4 separate regions of the Homo sapiens genome follow, and all the other regions are linked to region 1. Evidence: chromatin contacts called from ENCODE Hi-C or POLR2A ChIA-PET data. All regions are on one chromosome and are shown on one strand. The core of a region is the stretch at or near the end of the contact, and the rest is flanking DNA. Distances in the headings are between cores, read along the strand shown. Region 1 has its middle 86 kb from the start of EGFR. Region 2 overlaps SEC61G-DT (SEC61G divergent transcript). Region 3 overlaps EGFR (epidermal growth factor receptor). Region 4 overlaps EGFR (epidermal growth factor receptor).

Region 1 (3,262 bases), core at 343-2,842:
TTTCAGCTTCTAAAGTGCTCAGGAGGTCAAATGGAATCTGCCTGTCATTAATTTTGTCTATATGGTCAGTTTCATCCCAAGGTGTTTTTTCTAGCACCACAAAACATAACTGGAAATCTATTCTCTTTTCCATTAACTTCAAAGCTTCTGACCAATTCAAATGTTCAATCTCTTCTAGACTTGGCAAGAGTGTTAAAAACTCTTCTTGGTAAAGTATTTATATACTCTTCTCTCCTTTTTCTTATAGGTTCCTGTTTAAGTTGTTGTATATGTTTTGAGAATGTATTTCTGGCCTTTCTTGTTCCCTCTAAGTTGATGTATTCTTCATAATCAGGATGATTTTTTAAATTTATTACTAACAGTTTTCCAAGTTGCATGATAATCTCTCACGGTCTGCACAAGTTTTCAAACTTATCTGTTGCTGTGACAAGTTGTCTCTGTGTTTTATAAGCATCCAAATAGGGAATAATTTTAGGCTTGCTACGAGTTTTATCCAACATTTGTACCAGTGCAGTGAAACACGTTTCAATGTTGACATTAAATCCTGCTGATGTTTCCACTACAAGAAGCTTCTTTTTGTTTGAAGCAAATGCCTGAACTTCTCTAAGATAATGATCCACGCATTCATCACATTTAGTTGCCGCTATTATTACAGGTATTTTTGATTTTGATAACTGGACAAAAAGGTTATTCACAAATTTAAGTTGATCATCAAATTTCCTATTGCATCCCTGACTTACATCAATGCATAATAAAAATCCATCTACATTGAGCTTCCCTTCAGGCATTTGCTTCTGTTCAAAGTCTTGTTCTAAGCCTAGTTGATCAGTGCAAATGTACATTAGTTTTTCTGCTGACTGCAATCTAGATGCAGCTGCACGTTTTATATATGGTTGCAAATTCATACTCCGATGAGGCAAGAATGTCTGGTCATCAATGAACTGTTAAATGACATGAATTTTGCATTCTACTCCAACTTCACCATTTTGTGTTATGTCACCCCAGTAGTACAAAAAGTGATCACTGTTTACGACTCGTCCTCCAAAGTCAATGGTGCTAAGCACAGAAGTATGCTCTGGATAATATTTATCTGCTTTTGAGCGTGCAAATCTATTGCACAAACAAGACTTTCCAACTCCACAGTTACCTTTGTCTTTTTCAGTCCCAGAGAGTCCAACTACACTGATAGTATAGGATGGGGGACAAGGCTCTTTGTTTTTTGCCATCATAACTCTCTTCTCATGCCTCTACATTCATAAATGTAGATATGAAACCAGATATGCTTCTCATTCTGAAAATAAAATCATCTGAAAATACAGATCCCAAGTTTCAGAACTGTATTTGGTTCTTTGTATTTCCCTCATTTCTGTGCAGAAACATCTTCAAGATCATAGAGATCATTTTCCTAACAACGTCGGTCTCCTCTGTCTCCTCCTCAACCACAGCGGCCCTGGCTGTGGCTGCGGCAGCAACATTCCTGGGTAGCGCTCCCGCCGCCGCCTCCTCCTCCACTCTCTGCTCGCCTCTCCCCCGGCGCGCTCACCGAGCGGCGCGTCCCTTCAGGCACCTCCCTCCGCCCTCCCCGACACACACGCCCGGAAACCCTGAGCCCCACGGCCCCCGCAGCCTGCTCACCCACCCTCCCTCCCTCTCTGCCACCAGCTGCGGCCCCGTCCCTCCCCGCTCTCCCAGCGCCAGCCGCAGCGCCAGGCTCAGTAATGGCGGCCACCCGGGCTCCCTCGCGCTGACCTAAGTTAATTTTTAATGTACAATTAAAGTATTATTGACTATAGTCACCCTGTTGAGCTATCAAATTCTGTCTTATTCATTCTAATTATATATATATGTATGTATGTATGTATGTATGTATGTATGTATGTATGTATGTATGTATATGTATGTTTTGTACCTATTAACCATCCTCACTTCCCTCCTTCACCCCCCCACTACCCTTCCTAGCCTCTGGTAATCATCCTTCTACTCTCTATCTGCATGAGTTCAATTGCTTTGATATTTAGCACCCACAAATAAATGAGAACATGCGAAATTTGACTTTCCAAGTCTGACTTATTTCACCTAACATAATGACCTCCAGTTCCACCTATGCCGTTGTAAATGACAAGATCTCATTCTTTTTATGTCTGCATAGTACCCCATTGCGTATATGTACCATATTTTCTTTATCCATTTGTCTGTTGATGGACACTTAGGTTGCTTTCAAATCTCAGCTATTGTGAACAGTGCTGCAATGAACACGGAAGTGCAGATATCTCTTCCATACACTGATTTCCTTTCTTTTGGGTATATACCAAGCAGTGAGATTGCTGGGTTATATGGTGGCTCTATTTTGAGTATTTTGAGGAACCTCCAAACTGTTCTCCACAGTGACTGTAATAATTTACATTCTCATCAACAGTGTATGAGGATTCCCTTTTTCCACATCCTCATGAGCATTTGTTATTGCCCATCTTTTGGATTAAAGCCATTTTAACTGGAGTGAGATGATATCTCATTGTGGTTTTGATTTGCATTTCTCTGTTGATCAATGATGTTCATCTCCTTTTCATGTGCCTGCTTCCATTTACATGTCTTCTTTTAAGGAATATCTGTTCAGATCTTTTGCCTATTTTTAAATCAGATTATTATTTTTTCCCTATGGGGTTGTTTGAGCTCCTTATATATTCTGGTTATAAACTCCTTGTCAGATGGGTAGTTTGCAAATATTTCCTCCCCTTCCGTGGGTTGTCTCTTCACTTTATTGACATTTCCTTTGCTGTGCAGAAGCTTTTAAACTTGATGTGATCCCATCTGTTCATTTTCGCTTTAGTTGTCTGTGCTTGTAGGATATTACTCAAGAAATTTTTGCCCAGGCCAATATCCTGGAGAATTTCTTCAATGTTTTCTTGAAGTAATTTCATAGTTTGAGGTCTTAGATTGAAGTCTTTCATCCATTTTGATTTGATTTTTTTGTATATGGTTAGAGATATGAGTCAAGTTTCATTCTTCTGCATTTGGATATCCAGTTTTCCCAGCACCATGTATTGAAGAGACTGTCCTTTCCCCATTGTATGTTCTTGGCACCGTTGTCAAAAATGAGTTCACTTGAGATGTGTGGATTTGTTTCTGGGTTATCTGTTCTGTTCCATTGATTCATGCTTCTGTTTTTATTCCAGTACCATGCTGTTTTGGTTACTGTAGCTTTGTAGTATAATTTGAAGTCAGGTGATGTGATTCCTCCAGTTTTCCTCTTTTTGCTTTGGCT
Region 2 (3,064 bases), core at 492-2,991, 160 kb after region 1:
CCATGAAATCTTCACAATCCACGTTCTTCTGCCATGGCTTCAGCCGGTCCCTCCGTTTGGGGTCCCTGACTTCCTGCAACAGGAGTTAGTCACAAGATTCCAGGGAAACCACAAACAAGAGGTGGGAAGCAAATTAATGACAGAGTGAAGCCCTCTGTGTCAGGCGCTTTGCACACATTATCCCTGGTAGTCCTCAAAAGCAGCCCTAGGAGAGAGGTCTGGTTTCATCTTTTCTCTGGAAAACAAACTAAAGCTCAGGGAGCTTTGGTAACAAGCTCAAGACATTAGCAGTAGTGGTTGGGAGCAGAACCAGGCTGTAAGCCCAGGGTTTCCCTCTTCCAGCTTCCGCTTATCTCCCCACAGTGCGTGGAACCTGGGTGGGGCAGCAGGGCCATCAGGGCTGCAGGGTTGGGCCTTAGCGAGGGAAGCTTGTCAGGTCCATGCATGGCCCAGCTAGGAAGTTAGCCTTTACTCATGGTCTGAGGTTCCCTGTCTCCCGGCTCTTCTGTTTGTCAGTCCCCGATCCCTGCCCCACACCGCCCCCCAGCCAGTGACTGCGGTTGTCCTAAACTTTGTCCTCTGGTTCTTCAAGGCAGTGGGATGTTCTCCATGTGAGCTTTCACCATCCACGTGGCACAGACCAGGGGCTGCCCCAAGAGTACAAGTCGTGGAAATGGGAGGTTCACCGGCACCTCCTCCTCCTGTAGGACCCCGCCCTCGGCCGGCCCCTGCCTGCCCTCTCTCCAGTCTGCACTTAGCTGCTCTGTACATGGAGGCTAGAGTCCACAGTTATCTGTAGAGTTCTAGAGTTCGTCTGATGGACACAACTTTGTAATTACCAAGAAATAATTTTTTTTTTTTTTTTTTTTTAAAGACAGTCTTGCTCTGTCGCCCAGGCTGGAGTGCAGTGGCATGATCTCGGCTCACTGCAGCCTCCACCTCCCGGGTTCCAGCGATTCTCTTACCTCAGCTTCCTGGGTAGCTGGGATTACAGGCACATGCCACCACACCCAGCTAATTTTTGTATTTTTAGTAGAGAAGGGGTTTCACCACGTTGGCAAGGCTGGTCTTGAACTCCTCACCTCAAGTGATCTGCTCGCCTGGGCCTCCCAAAGTGCTGGGATTACAGGCGTGAGCCACTGTGCCTGGCCCAAGAAATACTGTCTTACACAAAACATTCTGAATCAAACGGATGGTTTCCAGAATGGATTCATTTTCTTTTCCCCTCTGCTAATAACCTGGTCCTAGGCTCCCTTAGAAGACGCAGTTGCTGCAGGGTTTCCCGCCTCCGAGCAGGTGAGGGCATTCACGCTTCTGCACTGCCCTCCAGTGGCTGACTGCCTGAAATGCGAATCAGATTCTCTGGGAAGCAAAGCGCTCTTCCCAGAGGTAAGGCGACTTCTCAGGGGCTTCCATTATGGAGTAACAAACCGCAGTAGACATGAGTCTCCCTAATAACGAAATAGATTACTGGATTGCAAACTATTTACATTTTTCACTTTTATTTGCAACAACAACAGAAAAACAAAAGCTCTTGAGATGTTTAAAGGATCCGTGACGTAGTTATTGAGTGTAGACAGTAATTAAGTATATTAGAGAAGACTCCCATAAGCACCTGGAGAAGAAAGTACTGAGGACAATCGTGTCAATGACGTGAAGAACTGCCAGGTGAAATGAGACTTTATTGAGAAAGACGCCATACACTTTTGCTTTCTCTGAGTAACACCGCCATCTTGTGTCTTTTCTCCATACTTCCGATAAAACTAGGCAAATCTTTTGCTACTTTGAGCACTTCTAAATGTTTTCTAATAGAAAACATTTTTGGAGCTTTGGGATTCCAAAGCATTTAGGAGCTTTGGAATGTTCTTTCAAAGCTCAAACAGGAGAAAATACACATAAACTCTTCTTAAAAAACTGCATGGAGGTGTAGTTTATATTCAATAAACTGCACCTTTATATCAGTTCAAGGGGTTTTGGCGAATGTATACACCCAGTCAACCTCAACACAACATGTAGATTTCCATCACCTCCCAAAGTACCCTTGTACCTATTTACAGGCAAGCTCACCCCAGCTCTTGTCCAGGCAACCACTGATCTGCTTTATGTCCGTTCTGACTTTTAAGAATTTCATCTAAAAGGAATTATATAGCATGTACTCTTTTGTGTCTGTGTAAATACTTGCTTTTTCCATTTAACATAACACTTTTGAGATCTATTCATTTTGTTAAATCTAACAGTATCTTATTCATTTTTCCTTCTCAGTACTATTCTCTTGTATGAATATACCCCAATTTATTGACCCAGTCTCCTGTTGATGGGCACCTGGCTTGCTTCCAGTTTTTGACTATTAAGATTGCTATGAGCAAATGTGTGTAACAAATGTGTACAAATGTTCTCATTTCTCTTGGTAAATACCTAGAAGCAAATTACTGGTAGAGTAAGTAGATATTTAACTATAAAAAAACAGCCAAAGTATTTCCTAGAATAGTTATACCATTTTCTTTTTTCTTTTTTTCTTTTTTTTTTTTTTGAGACGGAGTCTTGCTCTGTTGCCCAGGCTGGAGTGCAGTGGCACGATCTCACCTCACTGCAACCTCCACCTCCCAGGTTCAAGCAATTCTCCTGCCTCAGCCTTCCGAGTAGCTGGGATTGCAGGTGACTGCCACCACACCTGGCTAATTTTTGTATTTTTGGTAGAGACAGGGTTTCATCATGTTAGCCAGGCTCATCTTGAACTCCTGACCTCAAGTGATCCACCTGCCTCGGCCTCCGAAAGTGCTGGGATTACAGGTGTGAGCCACCGCGCCTGGCCAGTTACACCATTTTCTATTCCCACGGCAATCAGTGAGAGCTCTGGCTGAGCCATGTCCTTGTCAATATCTGGTATGATCATCCTTTTGAACATTGATTCTAATGGGTGTGTGGAGGTGACTCATGATGAGTTTAATTTGCATTTTCCTGCTAACTAATAATGCTGAGCATCTTTGCATGTGGCTATTGGCTATTTGTATATATTCTTTGGTTAAAGTCTGTTTAATTCATTTGCTTCTCTCACTTTATAAAA
Region 3 (3,170 bases), core at 403-2,902, 150 kb before region 1:
GTTCCATGAACATGGAGGTACTGGACGCACCACGCTCTTTTTCAGGAAGAAGTCCTACACACATTTTCTGCGTCTGTTTTATAGACTGGACTGTGCACTCTTTCATGGGGCTCTTTGTGCGAAGGGGGCCTCCCCCATCCGCTCCTACCTTCAGCGTAGGGCCAAGTCCAAGTGGAATACAGCCTCTGAAAACATGGCTGCTTCTCACACTCCTGGGAGCCAGACCACTGCTCCTTTCCATGTACCTCAGGCTTTGTGGGGGCTTTTTATTCAGGTGGGAGAGAAATGGGCACTGGGGCAGGTGTGGTAGATGCCAAAGAAGTGAGAATGTGTGTGTGTGTGTGTGTGTGTGTTTATACCCTGAATTATATCAGAATGGAAGAAAGGAAATAGTATGTCCATCTGTTATCTCCTCTGTGGGCCTACCTCAATTAGCCACCAACACACATACACACCTGTGCTGCCTTTGATGAAGGAATTAAGAAGGCCCAAAGTGACTCATGTCACTTCCTTTCTGTGGCCTGCAACTCCAAAAGGAGAAGAGGAGAGGACGAGGGAGGGTGGGAAGGCCATTGCTCCTGGTTCCGGGGTGCCTCTCCCCTTGCCTGCTCAGGTTCCTGTAGGCCTCAGCTGTTGGTCAGTCCTTTCCACATCTTCGAGGAGACTCTGCCTGACAGGGCTGGCTAGAAGCTGGGTGCCTGGGTGTTCATGCTCTAATAAACCCAATCGGGAAGTTTCCAACTCATCACAACATCACAAAGAATGTGCAAGAAAATGCCGACTCTCTTATTTCTCCTTCAAAGTTTGATTAATGATTCTAGGAGGAACCAGAAATCCTTGGTGCCAATCAAACACATTTTGCCATACCTTTTAAACATTTTACACACAACCCATGTTTCATGAAAGCATGGCTCTTATCCCTTCGGGTGCATAGAATAAGACTGCCGGATAGAATGTTTCTGAGACCTGCTCTCTAATATTCTAACTCAGTAGGCCCTACGCAGGGCCTGAGAATGTGCATTTTCAGTAAGTGCCACTGCTGATGTTGATCAGTTCTCTAAGAAATTCTGGGTTAGCTATGGGATTATAAGCATATCCTCAGAGTACAGGTTTTTTTTTTTTTGTTTTTTTTTTAACAATTGAGAAACTACTTAAAGTGAACCTAAAATGGTGTGAGCCTGAAGTGCTTGCTGGGCAGCAGACAAGCTTTGCCAGCCTTGTGTTCTCAGTGGAAATGCAGCATCCGAGCCATCCTCTCTTCCCCCCGCTTGTGGTCAGCTCTAAATAGCACACTCACAGCGCGGGGGGAAAATATTTTTCCCTGTTTCAAGTGGGCAGTGGAAGTAGTGAAAGCCTAAGTAAACTCTGACCAGTAGATAATGGGCCATTATAACTCTGGATGACTTCCTGAATGACCCTGAAAAATGACTTCTCATTTCCTGCCTGCAGAAAAGAGAAATATTAAGATAGTGTTGTGTGCAAAAAAATGCAAGCTTGCAATGAGAGATGCAGAGCGTGAGGGAGAGAGGCACGAGGGGGTGGAGAAAAAAGACAGAGAATTTGAGGTTGACTCACGGCTTTGAAGGGAAAACAAGAAGAGGAAGAAAGTCTGTTCTCCCATGGGTCGTCAAACCCCACACTTCACACATCTTTCCCATGGGGCTGCCAGCTGCCGCCACATCACAGCTGTGCTGCCACCCAAGTGTGCCGCCTCCACAGCGGGAGCGACCTAAGCGTGGCCACCTCTGCCTCTGGAGGGCCTGCCTGCTGGCCAGCGGTGGCCGCCCCAGACCCGGGTGACTGGGCAGCACAGTAGCCCGCCTGGGCAGGGCATGAAATTAACGAGGCAAAAGAAGCCACAGAGAGATGAAAGCATAGAAGAAAAAAAGTCACCCTGCAGCTCAAATTAAAACAGAAAACTCTGCTGCTATACTTGGTCTTATTCCAAGAAGCTGCCAGGAAAGAATTGACTCACAGAAAAGCCACAGCTTCATTTTTTCCCATACTCAAGTGATATGTCTTTCCAGGGCTTTTTTCTTCAAAGGGAAAGGGAGCAAAATAACCTCACTTTTCTGCATTACCATAGACTATCTTATATAATTTTTTTACAGCCTGTAATGGCTGGTTGAGATACCAGCTGACAGTGTAGTGGATGAAGGCTCCGGGGTGCAAGCCCCTGGCTGTCCTGGCCAGCTCTTTAACTCGAGCAAATTACTTACTCTCTCTGAGCTTCCCTTTCCTCGGCAGTAACATGGAGGTATTGAGCAGAGAAATTGTGAGGCACTGTAGACACGAGATAATTCACAAAAATTGCACGGCACGGGACCTGGCACATAGTCAGCACTTCACAAACAGTGGCTCTCATAAGGTAGTTAATAGTGGTTTCAAACTATGTGTCAAATCTAAGGGAGGAAGAGGGGCTTCTAGGGGGTGGGGATGGGAGGGAATGTTCCAGTACAAATCTTGGTATTGTCAAACTTGGGGCAGCATGCTCAGGAGACAAAACACGGAGGCACATCTGCACAAGCTCAAATTCTACTTCTGCCACTGCATCAGTTGGGCCACTGTGGCTCCTCATTTCCTTATTTTTAAAAGAGCTGATGTGAGAACGAGCTGATTTAATGTGTAAAATACCTAGTGCCAGCAGACAGAAGGTACCCGCTACACACCAGCTCTGTACTCTGCCTTGATCCTTCGCAATTTTCGTTAGCAGAATTCCACCACGCACTACTGACTTTATGGTATGGCTAAAACCAGAATTCTAAATGTTCAAGGATTCTTGTGCAGTTACTTCAGCAGGAGTTTTCAGAAAGTGGGAGAAATACTATTTATGAAGCACCACCCATGTGCTTTAGTCTTTCTACATTGTTAGGTTTTCATGATAATACTTTAGAGATAAGAACACTCCTCATCTCATGGACAACGGAACGGGCTCTACAAGAGGGCGTGCACAGTGGACCTGGGGTCTGACGCCCACCCTGCTCTCTGCACCTGGAGCCCACCAGCATCCTGCTCCCCATGCTGCCTCCCCTGGAAAAAGAGACACATGCAAATGATGAAGCATGCAGGAGCCACATGGAGGTTTTATAAACTTAAAAGGATTTACATGAATGCCTCAGAGAAGGGGCAACCCAATGTCAACTCTGATACCCCAGGCATGATACCACTGA
Region 4 (3,298 bases), core at 555-3,054, 200 kb before region 1:
ACTAGAAAACCTATAGTTGTGAGTCATAATGAAATAAGTGGTTAAACCAAAGTAAATACACTTATTTAAATTTTCATTGTGGGTTTAATCAAAACTTTTGTGGGATGGAAAAAGTCATAATTTTGAAGACAACTTTTATTCACAAAGCAAATTTTATGTTTTTTCCTCAGTTGTTCCTTATTTTACCCTATTTTATTCCACAACTAATAAATAGTTCTTAACTGATAGGCATCCAAAGATACCTGTCAAACTGAATGTGAATCTATATTGGAACTTGAAAATACACATGTGATACTCAAAAAGTCCTTTTGAATTTCTGACAATCTTCCATGTACATTATAATATGCCTTCTGGACTAAACATGCCAAGCTGCGGCATGCCCAGCACAGCTGCAAACTCATGTATCTCTAATTAAGTTAACAAGCAGAAGACTTGAAAATAACATCTCTTTATTTTGAGTTAGGGAACAGAATACCCAAACTGGTGGACTTCCAACCCCATGATTCTCCTTCTAGCCATTAAAAGAATCCAAAGCCAAGCTTGTGATTTGTAAAATATACACTAAGTAGAGTGAGAATACCTCTTGGGAGTTCCCACCCTCTTGGGAGTTCACTGATGCTTCTGATCACAGGAAGGCCAGTTCACAAGGGACTGTGGAATATGCTTCCAGTGACATCATCAAACTTCTACAGTGTGAAGATTGTGATGGTACCATTATGGGATGATCTCTAGCCAGTTATCTCAACATGCTGGGTCTCAGTGCTCAGTGTACTCTGATTGACATGGGGCCAGCTCGGCGAATTTCACAGGGCAGTTGTGAGCAGTACTGAGATCATGGACATGAAAGGGCCTCAGAAATCATAGATCTCTCTAAATATGGAGCATGACACTGAGGCTTCACATGGCAGCAACTATTGCAATCTATTTCTGCCTATGTGCCTTCAATGATAACTGTTTTACCTTCATTGGTTTTTAAACTAATAATCTTAAATCACTTTCCATTTTTTATGGGCAACTGAATGGCTAGTAAATCAGAAATGAATTTGACCTGTTATTGGACTATAAGAAACAAAATTGGGCTAAAAAAGATTTCAGAAAGCAATACCCGTTGATCTGTTATGTATTCAATACAATAGTTTCATTTTGAGTCCCTACTGTGTGCCGGGCAGCACCCTTTGCCCTGGCAGGCAGTTTCTCATAACGTTTCCATTTTAAACACAAGGACACACAGGAAACAAGGCTTTTGGACGGAGGAAGGCAGATGATTTACCTGGAACTGAACCTGGATATGGCTGGGGTGGGCCTCACTGTGTCCTGAATCCTGGAACTGGACCTGCATGTGGCTGGGGTGGGCCTCGCTGAGTCCTGAGTCCTGGAACTGGACCTGTGTGTGGCTGGGGTGGGCCTCACTGAATCCTGAGTCCTGGAACTGGACCTGGATGTGGCTCGGGTGGGCCTCACTGTGTCCTGAATCCTGGAACTGGACCTGCATGTGGCTGGGGTGGGCCTCGCTGAGTTCTGAGTCCTGGAACTGTATCTGTGTGTGGCTGGGGTGGGCCTTGCTGAGTCCTGACTCCTGAGCAGGGGACATTGGAGAAAGGACAGGATGCTGGCTTCGATTCAAAATCCCTCTGTGTGAGAGGATAGATAGCAGTGAGCGTGCTGGGCCTGGCTTTCCTTCCTAGACAGAGGGTGAGTAAACGCCTCCTCTCGGGCCAGCATTCTACTTGTCTAATCTCTGCGCTGAGACTTTTGCTTACTCATGTTCAGGGGCTCTCTCTTTACACACAGGCATACTTTTGAACTGAATAATACCACTTCCCCTCCAAAAGTCTGTGGGCCAGGCCGGTGCTTGCACTCTGTGCCTCCACTGTGTCCAGGGCATCTGCCTTGCTGCTTCAGGGCCGTGTGGCTCCTCCAGTGGCGCCTCAGACCTGCCAGAGAAGGGCAGTGCAGAGCCAGGGCGGCAGGAGCCCCAGCAGAGCTGGCCTCTCCCTTCCTGGCTCGCTGGGGAGCCGACAGCACCACAGAACCCGGGGTGGGACAGAATGGGGCAGTGTGGACGTGGGGATGACGGAGATTGCATGATTATCACCAAAGGTGAGCTCAGAGACATCTGGTAGAAGGTAGGGGGAGATACAGAATTCCTAAATGGGGTTGGCATCAAAGATCACTGCTGGAAAATCGGCTTCAAAACCCGGCCAGCTGACTTCAGGAAGCCAGCTCTTTGTTCAAAGTCAAGACTGCCCTGTGCTACCTCCCTTCCCCTCTGACTTCACGTCCCTCTTTGTTACTGGAGAGCTGGTGAGCACCAGGCAGTAGAAAGGTGCCAAGGGCTGCTGGGGGCTGCAGACTGCACAGCCCAGCCCAGCCTCCACCACCCCAGCAGGCTCACTGGGCAGCTCACTCTTTCTTCCTCAGCTTTGCATGAGACAGCTCAGTGCTGCCTGCCAGGGTGCAACTCTTCTCTTCCTAGACAGGCCCTCACAACCGAAGGCACCCTAGCAAGGTGATGTGCAGGTAAAGACAGGCAGGGCTGCCGGGAGTTCACCTCGCTGGGCGCTGTCTCACCCAGTCCACACACCTTTTCTCCTCTATCTTCTATTCAGTTCAGGCCCGTGACTCACTCCTTGATGACAAAGGCTGAGTAATATTTCCCATATGAAGCTGTTTATTTGCTGGTTGAGCTGTCGCCCTAGAAGTCATGTGAATACCAAGCATGGCTGAGAAGCTCCGTGGCCAGATGGAGTCAGCCACAGAGGTTGCATGATGACCCTTTGGCCAGGCTCACTCCACCCTGCTCTGAGATGCACACCAGGCACCAAAGTTGCTTGTTCTTTTGTTCATTAATTCAACTACAACATATCTAGTAAAGTAGCGCGAAGGTAGCTGCTAAGGATGAATCAGAAGTACTCACTGCCCTGAAGGAATATGTGAGTCCTTTGGGGAGGCAACTTTACACATGAAACAGTCACAGGACATCTCAGAGCCATGCAGTGTAGAGGTGTGCTAAAGGAACACACGTCAGAAAGAGAAGTCAGTCAGCTCGAGAACTGGGACGAAAGCACCAATATTCCTCATTACCAAGCAAATGAAAACATAATACTTCACATTCAGATTAGAAGACTACCTTGCCTACAAGTGCCAAGTGTTGGGCTTGGTGACTTCACCATACGTAAAATACATAGTCCCACCATTTACCACTAAAAATAAAGTTTCTTCCATTTCTTTTTTTTATGCCTTCCCATCCTCTGGATTCGAATTGGGGGATACAAGTTATTATCCTTCCTGGTTTGTT

Evidence for each region. Hi-C counts contacts between places; a loop is a spot of excess contacts on that map. ChIA-PET counts read pairs that join two places held with the same protein, here RNA polymerase II (POLR2A). Pooled maps may share reads with other maps.
Region 2: a loop to region 1 is called in a map of HCT116, with 9 times the contacts of the local background. The contact joins two enhancer-like sites. A Hi-C loop is called at or near these places in 2 of 168 maps with a recorded cell type or tissue (HCT116 and Panc1) and 4 of 50 pooled maps. POLR2A ChIA-PET finds 5 or more read pairs at or near these places in 1 of 52 experiments (K562).
Region 3: a loop to region 1 is called in a pooled map, with 4 times the contacts of the local background. The contact joins two enhancer-like sites. A Hi-C loop is called at or near these places in 1 of 168 maps with a recorded cell type or tissue (posterior cingulate gyrus) and 3 of 50 pooled maps. POLR2A ChIA-PET finds 5 or more read pairs at or near these places in 4 of 52 experiments (BJ, MCF 10A, PC-3 and 1 more).
Region 4: a loop to region 1 is called in a pooled map, with 2.1 times the contacts of the local background. The contact joins two enhancer-like sites. A Hi-C loop is called at or near these places in 2 of 168 maps with a recorded cell type or tissue (IMR-90 and chondrocyte) and 5 of 50 pooled maps. POLR2A ChIA-PET finds 5 or more read pairs at or near these places in 2 of 52 experiments (MCF 10A and Panc1).

What each region holds. Positions count from the first base shown.
Region 1 is chr7:54,931,666-54,934,927 of GRCh38, reverse strand. It overlaps the pseudogene LOC643168. Among named protein-coding and RNA genes, the nearest start is that of EGFR, 86 kb to the left of the region's middle. Within about 2 kb of position 1,592, at least 23 of the 41 ENCODE cell types and tissues checked have a DNase peak (open chromatin) inside an H3K27ac peak, as active enhancers do; they include IMR-90 and Panc1, where a contact is called at or near this core.
Region 2 is chr7:54,772,593-54,775,656 of GRCh38, reverse strand. All of the region lies in intron 1 of SEC61G-DT (SEC61G divergent transcript), which reads right to left. Among named protein-coding and RNA genes, the nearest start is that of SEC61G-DT, 15 kb to the right of the region's middle. RefSeq lists a silencer at 1,246-1,405. Within about 2 kb of position 1,741, at least 7 of the 41 ENCODE cell types and tissues checked have a DNase peak (open chromatin) inside an H3K27ac peak, as active enhancers do.
Region 3 is chr7:55,085,238-55,088,407 of GRCh38, reverse strand. The region is part of intron 1 of EGFR (epidermal growth factor receptor); the gene reads right to left. Among named protein-coding and RNA genes, the nearest start is that of EGFR, 68 kb to the right of the region's middle. Within about 2 kb of position 1,652, at least 17 of the 41 ENCODE cell types and tissues checked have a DNase peak (open chromatin) inside an H3K27ac peak, as active enhancers do.
Region 4 is chr7:55,132,402-55,135,699 of GRCh38, reverse strand. All of the region lies in intron 1 of EGFR (epidermal growth factor receptor), which reads right to left. Among named protein-coding and RNA genes, the nearest start is that of EGFR-AS1, 55 kb to the left of the region's middle. RefSeq lists enhancers at 1,921-2,920, 1,861-3,060. Within about 2 kb of position 1,804, at least 25 of the 41 ENCODE cell types and tissues checked have a DNase peak (open chromatin) inside an H3K27ac peak, as active enhancers do; they include IMR-90 and Panc1, where a contact is called at or near this core.